3 separate regions of the Homo sapiens genome follow, and all the other regions are linked to region 1. Evidence: chromatin contacts called from ENCODE Hi-C or POLR2A ChIA-PET data. All regions are on one chromosome and are shown on one strand. The core of a region is the stretch at or near the end of the contact, and the rest is flanking DNA. Distances in the headings are between cores, read along the strand shown.

The links. Hi-C counts contacts between places; a loop is a spot of excess contacts on that map. ChIA-PET counts read pairs that join two places held with the same protein, here RNA polymerase II (POLR2A). Pooled maps may share reads with other maps.
Region 2: a map of CD4-positive, alpha-beta memory T cell shows a loop between it and region 1 (23-fold over the local background). The contact joins the promoter of DANCR here to the enhancer-like site in region 1. A Hi-C loop is called at or near these places in 2 of 168 maps with a recorded cell type or tissue (CD4-positive, alpha-beta memory T cell and naive thymus-derived CD4-positive, alpha-beta T cell) and 6 of 50 pooled maps. POLR2A ChIA-PET finds 5 or more read pairs at or near these places in 1 of 52 experiments (naive thymus-derived CD4-positive, alpha-beta T cell).
Region 3: a map of naive thymus-derived CD4-positive, alpha-beta T cell shows a loop between it and region 1 (15-fold over the local background). The contact joins the promoter of NOA1 here to the enhancer-like site in region 1. A Hi-C loop is called at or near these places in 1 of 168 maps with a recorded cell type or tissue (naive thymus-derived CD4-positive, alpha-beta T cell) and 6 of 50 pooled maps. POLR2A ChIA-PET finds 5 or more read pairs at or near these places in 3 of 52 experiments (T-cell, activated CD4-positive, alpha-beta T cell and activated naive CD4-positive, alpha-beta T cell).

What each region holds. Positions count from the first base shown.
Region 1 is chr4:54,939,792-54,944,458 of GRCh38, reverse strand. No RefSeq gene overlaps it. Among named protein-coding and RNA genes, the nearest start is that of LINC02358, 97 kb to the right of the region's middle. Within about 2 kb of position 2,263, at least 9 of the 41 ENCODE cell types and tissues checked have a DNase peak (open chromatin) inside an H3K27ac peak, as active enhancers do.
Region 2 is chr4:52,710,510-52,715,176 of GRCh38, reverse strand. It overlaps DANCR (differentiation antagonizing non-protein coding RNA), which reads right to left and starts at 2,783. Exons shown (of 5, transcript NR_145129.1): 1 at 2,650-2,783; 2 at 2,218-2,353; 3 at 1,635-1,683; 4 at 939-978. It overlaps MIR4449 (microRNA 4449), which reads right to left and starts at 2,495; the gene lies at 2,430-2,495. SNORA26 (small nucleolar RNA, H/ACA box 26) reads right to left here and starts at 1,928; the gene lies at 1,807-1,928. RefSeq lists an enhancer at 2,100-2,149 and silencers at 2,400-2,969, 2,144-2,977.
Region 3 is chr4:56,974,789-56,979,455 of GRCh38, reverse strand. It overlaps NOA1 (nitric oxide associated 1), which reads left to right and starts at 1,850. Exons shown (of 7, transcript NM_032313.4): 1 at 1,850-3,014. The coding sequence starts at 1,871. It overlaps POLR2B (RNA polymerase II subunit B), which reads right to left and starts at 560. Exons shown (of 25, transcript NM_000938.3): 1 at 452-560. The coding sequence starts at 470. RefSeq lists enhancers at 187-286, 2,108-2,177, 2,558-2,617 and a silencer at 2,278-2,357.

The DNA of each region.
Region 1 (4,667 bases), core at 1,014-3,513:
TGCCTGGTGTTGCACTGGGGGCCTGAATCTATTATTTATGATTCTTCCTCCCCTGCCTGCTTTTGCTGTGGTTCACTACAGGGAGAATATTCCTCCTACTTCATTGAATTTGGCCTTGGCCCTGGCCCTGTGATGTTTTGGCCCATGGAATGTGGGCAGAAGTAACAATGTTCTGGTCTTATAGACCAGCTGAGTCTATAAGAGGCATGGTGAGTTGCTGCCAGTCCTCTTGAGGTTCTATCTTCTGCCATGAGAGAAAAGCATGCCACCAGGCAATTGTCACCCTTTGACCTGAAATCGAGACGTGTAAAGCAGACCTGAAACAGACCCAAGCCTAGAGGCCAGAAAAGCTCAGGCAAGAGCAGCTGGGTACATCTAAACTACAGTGAATGGAAACATGAATACAACATGAATATTCATTATTTCAAGTCATGGAGAATGGGGGAATTATTTGTTATGCAGCATCACAGTAATAGTGGACACCTATGATGTGTTTTTTTTTTAAAAAAAGACAAATTGTCACAACCACTCTTTATGTACAGTATTTCCATTTTACATAAAGGAAAACCAAGGGTCTGAGAGGTTAGAAAACTAGTTTAAATTAATAACTGGTATATCCAGTATTAACATCTAGGTCTGCCTGATTCCAAAGCCTGTTCTCTTTCTACCTCCCTCATGTCATATCCAGAATATTGACACTATGCCACCTATAGAGATCCTTAACTAGCAAAAATTATGCTATTATAGCCAATAACTTTGCATTCTACTTACTAGAGCTAGGCAAGGAATCATTTTGCAAGATGGCATCCAAAATGTCTCTCGGCTCAACTGTCAGTTCCATAAAACGTTCTATTAAGCATAATTCATCCTTCCCTTTCTCCTCTATGCACTCCACACTTCCTGTTATTCAGAGTTGTAAGGTTTTAAAGAGGATTCACATTTCTCCAGGCCGAGATTACCTATGGCTGCAATAGAATTTGACTTGCATTTTGTTTGTTGTCAATACAATAAGCCAGAAACAGATGCAGATCATTGAACTGAAGAATGACTTTTCTCTCTTGATGGCACTTTGAGCAGAAAAAACATCTTTGTCTGATGTATTGTTAAATGAAAAAAAAAAAGCAAAGTGCAGAACAATGTGTATTGTACATCATTTGCATATTTTAAAAGCATATATATGTGTATGTATGAATGTTTATATCTACATAGGATGTCTCTGGAAGAATACTCTAGAAATATAATGGCAGTTGCCTCTGGTTTGGGAACATGGTGGCTGATGGGGAGTGAGGGTGGGAGAGAGAATGATTTTTCACTGAATAGTCCTTTAAAGTTTTTTAAATTGGTGTTCAGGTTTATATTATTCCCCAAAATAATGAATACATTTTTTAAAGACAGAAACTACTTCTTCTACGGCCTATCCCTCTTCACTTTATTTAAGCTGTGTCTATTGTGTCTCAGACACACTGACTTTTTGAAGGGACTTGAGAGGAGGAGCTAGCCCAAGAGGAAGAGGCCCTTTCTGGCATGTTCTCTTCCTCTTGATAGTTGAGGTGCATATAAACATCTTCAAAGTCTCCACGGACAACAGAGACAACACGAACTGGAGCCCACTGGCTCCCACAAGTGAAAGTGATTTTCTTCATTCATGACTCAAAGGCTGTAGAGTAAAAAACAAGAACTGATCAGCTGTTTTTTTGTTTTGTTTTGTTTTTTTTTTTTTTTTTTGAGACGGAGTCTCGCTCTGTCGCCCAGGCTGGAGTGCAGTGGCGGGATCTCGGCTCACTGCAAGCTCCGCCTCCCGGGTTCACGCCATTCTCCTGCCTCAGCCTCCCAAGTAGCTGGGACTACAGGCGCCCGCCACTACGCCCGGCTAATTTTTTGTATTTTTAGTAGAGACGGGGTTTCACCGTTTTAGCCGGGATGGTCTCGATCTCCTGACTGTTTTGTTTTTAAAGACCAAACACGTCATCTTATCTTGTTCTGAGTGAGACAGCTACATGATGAACATCCTAAAAGTTGAAGACCTTGGATTTCCACCTGCAAGCCAACGATGTTTTTCTGTTAAATTCTAATCATATTATTAGAGTTTATTAATTGTTTTAACAAACAGACATCTATGTCCATTCATTTTTTTTCAAAGACAGGGTAAATAAATCAACTTTCAAATCATGTCCTTCTGCAAACACCAGCTGCACAGGAAAAGGAAGGCCGCCTGTTAGCAGCCTCTCGCTGAAGGGCTAGGCTGAGGCTGTCGGTGTGCATGCCCAGAGCAGAGCTGTCTGTTAATGAGTCCTACAGCTCACAGGAAAGAACCTCAGCGGAAAGCAAGAAGGCAGAACAATTGTGTGAACTTAGCTCCCTTTCTTATTCTCCAAACATCTGGCCACTGTATGTGTCATTTCTTTGATTCAAACTTGTTCTGGCGTTATTGATAGGGAAAATCTCCACCTGGGGGCTGGAAGGGACTGCTTCTTCATCAAAGAATAGTTAGCACAGACTCACTTTTAATAGCAAAATAATAGAGCAAGTCACTTATAAACCATGTTTCTGAAATTGCCCAGCCATGCTCTGCCAACTCTTTATGGGGAGAATAAGACAAAAGCTGGAAGCAAAGAGAGAGTAAAGAAAGCCCTTACGATTAGGGGTGAAGAAAAAACAAAGCCTGCAAGACGCCATCTTGGTGTTGGCTAACGATGGGGAAAATCTCTGCTGTTTAATATAGTGCATTTATAAACACAGATGTCAGGGACGGCAAGTTTATTTTTGTAGTTCTGCATCTTACATTTCCTCAATTGATTCTCTTTCTTTTCTTCTTCTACGTCAGAACAACCAAACAGGATTCAAGTGATGCATTTGGATGGCTTGCTTCCCTGAATTGTGTCTATATCCATTAACAGGGCAGACACTTAGTTCCACCTGTAGACATGACAGTTTTGTCATCTTCACAACTGTTCCCATTGTCCTGATCCTTATTTCATTTTACTGGGCTACCTTGAATAACAACCCCCTGGGCTTATTTTACTGGCAGTTAAAATCAGTTTTGGTAGTAATTTTGCCTGGAAATCAGCTATTAAGTTTATGTGCTTGTCAAATTTTAACTATATGCCTAATTTAAAAGTACTTAGAGCCACTTAAATTTGGTTGAGTGCCAATGTTAAGATGCAGTCAAATCTCAATGACTGCACACTGCACGCTTAGTTTGCAGCAGACTTCTTTCCCTTCTGTTTCCAACTCTCTTGTTAGCACCTGCACCAGGAAATGGGTGGGTGGGTAGGTGGGTGGGGTGCAGAGAGTGAAGGAAAATGAAAGTGATGCTGAGCCAGCACCACCAAAGGGATACTCAAAGTCTTACCTTTGGGCTCTAAAAATGAAATCAATGGCACAACTTGAGATTGGGAGAGAATAAATTGGCAGCCACATACTTGAAAGACATGCGAGAGTTTGGTTAACTGCAAGCTTAATATCTTAAAAAAACACAAAATTCATGTTAGACTTATACTAACATGCACCGTTCTAAATGTTTCATAAATATTAACTCTTTTCATTCTCACAGCAACTTTATGAGGTAAATACTATCATTATACCCAATTATCAGATGGAAAATTGAGGTATGAAGAGAATAACTTGCATATAGTTACATTGCTAGAAAGTTCCAGGGTCAGAATTCAAATTCAGCCATTCTGGCTCCAGAATCCACGCTCTGAAGGCTGCACCTTCCTCTGAGCCAGCAGCGGGGTACAGCCACTACAAAACAAATACAGAGTATGTTCCTGTTTGATGTTATCGCTGGCTGAAGCTCTTTGCAATAAATGTCATAAAGCTCAAAGTCTCTATGAAAAGAATAATAGATGTCCAAAGCCAGTTCAATTCTTTCAAATAATAGCAACAAAATAAAATTAGGGAATCTTAAAAATAATTAATATTATCCTTAATATCAACTAGAAATATAAGGGTAAAATTTCAAGCCAAATTAACTTTTCCGGGTCTTCAACTTCTCATCTGCCCAGTGCTTGGTAAGAGCTAGATAATTTCCTAATTCTTTCACATTTTAAGATTCTTATGTTCTCCCACATGATCTTTCAGGTCAGTGATGTCTCCATTTATTCAGTCATACAGAGAATTGGTGTTTTTCCAGCATTAGTTTTTGTTTTTTTTTTTTCGAGATGGAGTCTCACTCTGTCGTCCAGGCTGGAGTGCAGTGGTGTGATCTCGGCTCACTGCAACCTCCACCTCTCGGGTTCAAGCAATTCTCCTGCTTGTACCTCTTTAGTAGCTGGGATTACAGGCACCCGCCACCATGCCTGGCTAATTTTTGTATTTTTAGGAGAGACGAGGTTTCACCATGTTGGCCAGGCTGGTCTCGAACTCCTGACCTCAGGTGATCCACACACCTGGCCTCCCAAAGTGCTGGGATTGGCATTAGTTTTTTAAAAGGCACCTTGCTCGCTTTGTGGGGAACAGTCTGATAAGAAGATGAGACACAGGCATAGGGATACATACAGCTGTATGCAAGGGATACATAAAATGTATGCATACAGCTGTAATGAAAGCTTGTGCAGTGCCAGAGCTGTGGGAATTCTTAGGCAGTATCAGTTAGTGTTCTCATTTGCAGATAACGTTATCACTCTACCTGCTTTATGTAAGAAGTGTTGTTAAGGGAATATTAA
Region 2 (4,667 bases), core at 1,534-4,033, 2.2 Mb after region 1:
TCTCATGGTTCAGCAGGCTGCACAGGGAGCATGGCTGCTGAGGCTTCAGGAAACTTACAATCATGGGGTATGTCTAACAGGAAGCACATGGCCAGAGTAGGAGGAAGGGGAGGTGCCACACTTTTAATCTAAACTCTGCCATTCTTCTGCCTCTGCCTTGAGATAACATGTGCACAATTGCATAACCTTTATTTTTATTAATTTTTCTTTTCAGGCTGGAGCACGGTGACAAGATCATGGCTCAGTGCAGTCTCAACCTCTTGGGCTCAAGCAATCCTTCTGCCTCATTTTTTGTAGAGACGAGGTCTTACTATGTTGCCCAAGATAGTCTTAACTCCTGACCTCAAGTGATCCCCCTGCCTTGGCCTTCCCAAGTGCTGGGATTACAGGCATGAGCCACTGCCCCAGCCACACTACACATCTAAACAACCAGATCTCATGAGAACTCACTATCACAAGGAACAGCAAGAGGGAAATCCACCCTTTTCATCCAATCACGTCCCACCAGGCCCCTCCTCTAACATCGGGATTACAATTCAACATTATCCAAACTTGTGAGCAATTACCTAAATTTATGAGGCTAGACTTTACAATATGGAACATAAAAGTTTAGATAAAAAGGTAAGAACAATGCTATGAATTAAGAATGACTCCAAGATAAATATTAATACTTGCTACATAGACACACACAAAAAAACAGAATATGCTGACAGATACTCCTTCTGTGCCAAATTTTGTGAACCTTCTTAGGCTCAATGCAATGAAATAATATGAAGAGTTTATATTCTTAACAGCTCGACTGTGGTCCTTTCCTAGTTTGGTTGAAATAATTCTTAACTGTTACACCAGGACACCAAATCTCAAGAGACAAGTGACTTTCCAGAAGTCACATTGCCTAAAAGTTATACATGTGAAGCCTCTCATTCAGAGATACTCACAGGTGATGAAACTTGAGTTATCACTAATCCATTTCTTTACCTGTGAAATGGGAGAATAGAATCTGTAAGGTTAGCCGAGAGAAAAGACAAGAGACCCAAGGTCAGGCCAAGTAAGTTTATTAACCTGCCAGGCTTCTCCACCAGTCGGAGGTGGCAGCCCTGAGCTTACAAAATGAGGGGTTTATATGGGGGAGAGAGACCCTGGGGTTGTTAGTCAATTAACTTTACCACATATAATCTCATGACCGGCTTACAATATATTATCTTGTGAAAATAGGAATTTACAAGGGGGTGTAATCCACGTTTCTCATGACCTCCCCCGTGCCACCCAGAGGGCTTCGGTGTAGCAAGTCTGGTGACCTTGCTATAGCGCCTAGATAACGGTTCAGGAATGCAGCTGCAGAGTATTCAGGGTAAGGGTCAGCTGCATTGAGTTAGCGGGGGCGGAGTGGTCCTGGGGCAGCCTGTCCCTAACAGAATCCACCTCCGAGTTGTGACAATTAAATGAAAAGGTTGAAAAGGTGAACATGAAGCACCTGCTACACTGCCCTGTTGCCACCAGCATTGTCACTGCTCTAGCTCCTGTGGCACTGCACGGACACGTGGTTGCTACAAGTTAGTACGCATATTTGGCCTTATTAGAGGCACTTTCCTATTGTAACTGAAGGGATAGTTGGCTTAAGTCAATTGAAATACCAGCAACAGGACATTCCAGCTTCAATGGCTTGTGCCTGTAGTTGTCAACCTATAGAAAGAAAAGTTTTAAAATGACGTTTTAACCAAAGAAAACTGAAATGTATTGCTTGTTCTATAAACTGTAAAGAAAATCACAAAGGCGCTCAAGTTGTAACGAAACTTTTTCTGGTTCAGTTGTGACTCCAGACAGGATCCAAAGAGGAGCTTTCCAGTCTCTTCTCTGGGTTTTATGGAGACTTACTTTACCCTTCTGTGTTAGCCTCTTAAAGCACTGGGTCAACCTTAAAAGGGCACAGGAAAGGGTGCTTTGTGATTTTTTTTCTTTGATTTTTACAGGGTTCACTACTATTTTCCGCGTTGCTCTCAATACCTCGTGGATCTCTGCTTCTCTAAGTCTGAAACCACACTAGAAACACAGCTGTTTTGTTTGGTGAGCCCCTACATGGATGTTTCCTTCCAGTTAAGGGGAGCCGGATTCGGACCTTGGCGACAAACAGACGCCGGGGAACCCTCCGGTCCCACTGGCCACGTGCTCCAGGCTGACTCATTCCTTCCCCCACCCCGCTCAAGGCTAGGAACATACCTGCGCTAAGAACTGAGGCAGCTGCACTTCCGCAGACGTAAGAGACGAACTCCTGGAGCTCAAGGTCGGCTGGGGTTGGGTTCCTGTCCCGCACGCGTGGCCCGCCCGAAACCCGCTACATAGTGGCGCGTCAGCCCTGGGGAAGCAAAGCGCAAAATTGTTACGGTGCCCAGACCTGCGCCGGGAACCTCCGGCTGTTCCGCTGGGCGCGGCGCCTGTGCCTCGCGCAGCCCCGGGACGGGCACCGCCGCCCGCCCCCCGGGCCGCCGAGGGCTGCTCTACCCCTCCGTTCTGGCCGCCGGGAGCAGAGGAGCTCGAGGCGGGCAAAGCTCGTGGGGACACCGGGCGAGCCCAGCCCCTGATCGGACCCACGGGCCGGCCGGGCGCCCTCCCCGCGGGAGACCGAAAGCCGAAGACTGGAGATGCACTCACCGCGCAACTCCAGCTGACAAAGAGGCCTGCGACCTGCGACGGGCGCACAAACCAGAGAGGCGGCGCGGGGCGGGGAGGGAAGCAGGAGGGTCGCGAGGCCCGCAGCCAATCCCGGGAAGACTCTGGGCAAGGGCGGGGCGCGCAGCCGATCCCCTGGAGAGGTCGGGTAGCTCAGCCAATCCCGGGAAGATCCTGAGCGGGGCGGGGTGGAGGGCCGCGGCACGCACAGCCAATCCCGGATGGGGCGGGACGGGCCCGGCCATTGGCTGTCGGTGTCCGGGGCCGGCCTAGGTGTGGCTCATGCAGTAGCACGGGGATAAGCCATGTCTGCGCGCGGAGCATCCTTCTCTGAATTAGATTTTTCAGGCTACCTACCAATCCCCGGCGTTGGTGATTTTGGTGCTCTTGGGCCCTAGACCCTTCCTCGGGTGCCCTTCTGGAGAGGGCATCGAGGTTACTCCAGGGTTGGCCTAAGGCCCTGGGATTCCCTTTCTTAAAGCCACACTAATCCGGTGTGTGTTCATCATCTGTGTCCGCCTAAACCGTAAGCTTAAAGAGAAGCCACGACCATGTCTTGTTCAACAAGCTCACTCCCGTGGCCTCTCCTAAAGCTAGAAGGACTACCTCCTTTCCTCATGCTCCCTCTTTATTCATTTACAGAGTCCAATAAGTAGACCATAATCAGCTGGAGGGTAGGAGTTGGGGAGGTTGAGAAGGCAACCATAGCAATCTCAAGGTAACAGGCTCAAACTTGGCAAACAAATAAGTAGAAGAAAATTGGAGTATATGCTAAAAGGAGAACTTCTATTGCTGTTTCACGTACTTACCATCTGCTAACAAATCTAATCCTCAAAATATATTTAATCATCTCCAAATTATAGATGGGGAAATAATTATGTTATGTAACTTGCCCAAAGTCACAGAGCAGCTAGCCAGTGGTAGATCCAGGATTTGAACTCAAGCAGCCTGAAGGCAGAGCCCCTCAAACAACATGCTACCTAGCCTTTCCCCAGGTGTTGGGGGTGGAGCAGGAAGGGAAACCAAAAAATAGCCTACACTTGGTTAACAGATCAAGACAGGCAGCTCTGGTGGGGTGTGGCTTTGTAAACAGAAAGAACAACTCGTCCAGAGCCCCAAGATAAAACAGGAAAGGGCTTTACCTGTTTAAGGACTCCCAGAAATGGAACTTAAGGAGCAGAGTGGCCTGAGATGAGAATGGCTTGGGGCCAGACCATGCAGGAAACCCTGGAAGAGTTTTTTTGTTTTGTTTTGTTTTTGAGATGGAGTCTCGCTCTGTTGCCCAGACTGGAGTATAGTGGCACGATCTTGGCTCACTGCAGCCTCCACCTCCCAAGTTCAAACTATTCTCGTCTCGGCCTCCCGGGTAGTTGGGATTACAGGCATGCACCACCATGCCTGGTTAATTTTTGTATTTGTGAAAGAGTTTATACTTTGTGCTAAGAATGATGGAAAGCTGTTCAAGTGTTTTGTTTGTTTGTTGTGTGTGTGTGTGTGTGTTTTAACAGGGGAATGATAGGATCTGATGTAGGGTGTGGTTTCGGGTGTGATTAAGGTGGTTTTGGTGGGAAGAAGAAGTTGAGTAAAATTTACCAATAAACCCTAGCACCTAGTCATCATCTTGCAGATATTCATAGGATCTTGTTGAAATTGGAGAGTGAATACCAGTTTGTTGTCCCTTCACCTTTCTCAAGAGTCTTCCAAACATATCTCTAGTTGGAATCTGTTCTTTTTATAGTCCCTTTGGATAGCTGAGAGATATTACCTTTCCTTTAACTATGGCAATGCATGTGGTCAGGCAACATGGGAAAATATAGGAAAAGAGAAGTAAATCTCCTTAGTAAAGAGACTAATGCAGGAATTCAGCAGCAACCTAGCAGGGGCTGGGGGTAGTTGTGCAGAATGTCTTCCCTCCTCCCCAAATCAGGGGATAAAAATGGGAAGGAATTATGAAAGAATTATATTTGTGTTTGATTTAAGAGAAATTCACCTTAATCTGA
Region 3 (4,667 bases), core at 601-3,100, 2.0 Mb before region 1:
CACCCCCACCCCCCGATATTCTCTGTCCCGGAATATTTCCAGGACCTTCCACACTGCCTGACACAGGCTGACACTCAACAATTGAGCTATTCGTTAAGTCGACTGTGGCTTTAAGGAAAATTTTTAAAGGGTGCCCTTTGCTTCAAATTCAAAACGTAATTTATCTTACGATTCTGCACGCTACTTCACCACAGGAAACGAGGATCAGATCTAACGGAACGAGAAAGTGCAGAGAGCAGCAGTGAACGTAACCTGGAACATTAACACTATGTTCCCTGCACCCTCCGCCTCTCCCTACCCCAGTTTCGTTCCCGGCCTGGTAAGTGTGGGAACAAGGCTGGGGACTGTGCAGCCGGCGCATGGGAAGGCCCCAAATCCTCAATCCAATCAGTTCCCAACGCTTTCCTGCTTAAATGGACCGCCACGGCGTGTGTTTTGAGCGTTCACCTACCCTCATCCGCGTCGTACATATTGCCAAACGGTTCTCGAGCTCCTAACTCTTGAAATCAAAAGACAAAAACCGCCCAGAAGCCAGCAGCGCCAGGAGCTAAAGACGAAGTAACTTCCGTCTCCGACGTTCCCAGAATACCACGCGTCTCACACCAAAGGCCGCCCACAGGGACGCCAAAGTTAGGATCTGCGCCTGCGCAAATTGTAGGTCAAGCTTGGGCCGGGGTTAGGGTTGCACACGCGTAAATTGTGGGCCGCCGCTGCCGGGCTGATTGAGAGGACAGCTCCCGCAATCTGCGGTCGTATCCGTTCCGTCAATGTTTTATTTCTGCTTGTTTTTCAATGTTGTTGCACAAATAACGACACCTGAAAACAAAACCAGGTATACTTATTATTAAAAAGTGTTCGTCCTGTGAATCCGCAACATTGGGATGCTCAATTTATTTGCCTTTATAAGGACCAAAACACGAAGCTATTTTTTATTTTTATTTATTTATTATTTTTTGAAATGGAGTCTCGCTCTGTCGCCCAGGCTGGAGTGCAGTGGAGCGATCTCGGCTCACTGCAACCTCCGTCTCCCGGGTTCAAGCGATTCTCCTGCCTCGGCCTCCCAAATAGCTGGGATTACAGGCAAGGGTCACCACGCCCGGGTAATTTTTGTATTTTTAGTAGAGACGGGGTTTCACCACGTTGGCCAGGCTGGTCTCGAACTGCTGACCTCAGGTGATCCACCCGCCTCGGCCTCCCAAAGTGCTGGGATTACAGGCGTGAGCCACGCGCCCGGCCGGAAGCTCCTTTCTGTTTTTGTTTTGTTTTGTTTTTTTGAGACAGGCTCGCTCTGTCGCCCAGGCTGGAGTGCAGTGGCGCGATCTCGGCTCACTGCAACCTCCGCCTCCCGCGTTCAAGCCATTCTCCTGCCTCAGCCTCCCGAGTAGCTGGGACTACAGGCGCCCGCCACCACGCCTGGCTAATTTTTTGTATTTTTAGCAGAGATGGGGGTTTCACCGTGTAAGCCAGGATGGTCTCGATCTCCTGACCTCATGATCCGCCCGCCTCGGCCTCCCAAATTGCTGGGATTACAGGCGTGAGCCACCGCGCCCGACCCCGGAAGCTCCTTTTTAAGTGTGATTTATTAAGGGCGGCTTGTGCTAGCAGTGAGGCGTTAAGCCTGAAAGTGAAAAAACCCAAAACACTCACTGCTCTTTTCTGCCCACCTAGCTCAATCCTCCAGTGCCTTTGCCATAGCTTTAAGTAGGTTCTCAGTCTCAGAGCTTAAATCGCGAGAACTGACGGGATTAGACGCAAAACCAACCAGGACAGCTCCCAAGTACCCACGCGCTTTCGTCTCGGGTCAAATGCGCGCCTCGGACCCTAGTGCGCGTGCGCGCTGGTGGCTCCGCCCCTTTGGAGCTACTTCCTCATGCTGCCCGCTCGCCTACCGTTCAGGCTGCTGAGCCTTTTCCTTCGTGGATCCGCTCCCACGGCAGCGCGCCATGGCCTCCGGGAGCCGCTCCTGGAGAGGAGGTGCGCTGCCGCCTCCTCCTTCCAGCACTCATCGAGTCTGGGACGCGAGCTTCCTTATGACCCCGTGGACACGGAGGGCTTTGGAGAAGGTGGTGACATGCAGGAGCGTTTTCTGTTCCCGGAGTACATCCTGGATCCGGAGCCGCAACCCACCCGCGAAAAGCAGCTGCAGGAGCTCCAGCAACAGCAGGAGGAGGAGGAGCGACAGAGGCAGCAGCGGCGGGAGGAGCGGCGACAGCAAAACCTACGGGCCAGGTCCCGGGAGCACCCGGTCGTGGGGCACCCGGACCCGGCATTGCCGCCCAGCGGCGTGAACTGCTCGGGCTGTGGGGCAGAGCTGCACTGCCAGGACGCCGGAGTGCCCGGCTACCTGCCCCGAGAGAAGTTCCTCCGCACGGCGGAGGCAGACGGCGGGCTGGCACGGACCGTGTGCCAGCGCTGCTGGCTGCTGTCGCACCACCGGCGCGCTCTACGCCTGCAGGTGAGCCGCGAGCAGTACCTGGAGCTGGTGAGCGCCGCGTTGCGGCGGCCCGGCCCCTCCCTGGTGCTCTACATGGTGGACCTGCTGGACCTGCCCGACGCCCTGCTGCCCGACTTGCCCGCGCTGGTGGGCCCCAAGCAGCTGATCGTGCTGGGAAACAAAGTGGACCTCCTGCCCCAGGATGCTCCTGGCTACCGGCAGAGGCTGCGGGAGCGACTGTGGGAGGACTGTGCCCGCGCCGGGCTCCTGCTGGCCCCTGGCCACCAAGGGCCACAGCGCCCCGTCAAGGACGAGCCACAGGACGGGGAGAATCCGAATCCGCCGAACTGGTCCCGCACAGTGGTCAGGGACGTGCGGCTGATCAGCGCCAAGACCGGCTATGGAGTGGAAGAGTTGATCTCTGCCCTTCAGCGCTCCTGGCGCTACCGTGGGGACGTCTACTTAGTGGGCGCCACCAACGCCGGCAAATCCACTCTCTTTAACACGCTCCTGGAGTCCGATTACTGCACTGCCAAGGGCTCCGAGGCCATCGACAGAGCCACCATCTCCCCTTGGCCAGGTGAGTTTTAGGAGGCTCGCCCTCTTCGTTTCCTGGCAAGGTGGACGTCTGGTCCTGGCCGAGGCACCGAGTACATCCTCCCTTAATGTCCACTGCGGGCTGCCTGTACCCTTCCCTTTACAAATTCTCTCCCCACTCTGGTCACACCTCTCTTCTGTGTCAGCTTACTGCTAGGGAAAATTGAGGATGTGTTGTAGTAATTTTCAATGGAAGTGTTTATGGAGCACGTCTCTGTTCCCAGTCACTAAGCACTGGAGATAGACCAGGGAACAAAGCAAAGTTCCTGTTCTGGAGATTTGCTTTGTAACTTCTTTGTATATTGTTCCAGAAAGTGTGCGTCCTTTTTACTGTCTGAACCTAATGAACTTTGTGTTTTGTTTGTTTGTTTTGTTTTGGAGACAGAGTCTCACTCTGTCGCCCAGGCTGGAGTGCAGTGGCGTGATCTCGGCTCACTGCAACCTCCGCCTCCCGGGTTCAAGTGATTCTCCTGCCTCAGCCTCCCTAGTAGCTGGGATTCGAGGCATGCGCCACCACACCAAGCTAATTTTTGTGTTTGTTTTGTTTTGTTTTTTGAGACGGAGTCTTGTCTTGCTCTGTTGCCCAGGCTAGAGTGCAGTGGCTCACTGTAACCTCCGCCTCCCGGGTTCCAGTGATTCTCCTCCCTCAGCCTCCTGAGTAGCTGGGATTACAGGCGCACGCCACTATGCCCAGCTAATTTTTATATTTTTAGTAGAGACGGGGTTTCACTATGTTGGTCAGGCTGGTCTCAAACCCCTGACCTCGTGATCCGCCCGCCTCAGCATCCCAAAGTGCTGGGATTACAGGTGTGAGCCACCGCGCTTGGCCTAATTTTTGTATTTTCAGTAGAGATGGGGTTTCACCTTGTTGGCCAGGCTGGTCTGGAACTCTTGGCCTCCCAAAGCGCTGGGATTACAGGCAAGCACCACCATGCCCAGCTAATTTTTGTATCTTTGGTAGAGACAGGGTTTCAACATGTTGGCCAGGCAGGTCTCCAACTCCTGACCTCACGTGATCTGCCCACCTCGTCCTCCCAAAGTGCTGGGATTACAGGTGTGAGCCACTGCTCCCAGCCCATTAGTGCAATTTGATGTGTGGCTTTGCCGGGCTCAGTGGCTCACATCTGTAATTCTAGCACTTTGGGAGGCCAAGGTGGGCAGATTGCTTGAGCTCAGGAGTTCAGGACCAGCCTGGGCAACATGGTGAAACCCTGTCTCTACTAAAGATACAAAAATTAGTCAGGCTGGTGGTGCGTGCCTGTAGTCCCAGCTACTCAGGAGGTTGAGGTGGGAGAATCACCTGAGCCTGGAAGGTTGAGGTGGCAGTGAGCCCTAATTGGGCCACTGCACTCCAATCCAGCCTGGACAACAGAGACCCAAAAAAACAGAAGTATCAGTCTTGTGACTTTAAGAAACTTCTGTGGCCAGGTGCAGTGGGTCACACCTGTAATCCGAGCACTTTGGGAGGCCAAGGTGGGCAGATCACCTGAGGTCAGGAGTTCCAGACCAGACCTGCCCACATGGTGAAACTCCCATGTCTACTAAAAATACAAAACTTAGCCGGGTTTGGTAGCTGGTGCCTGTAATCCCAGCTACTCAGGAGGCTGAGGGTGAAGAATCGCTTGAACCTGGGAGG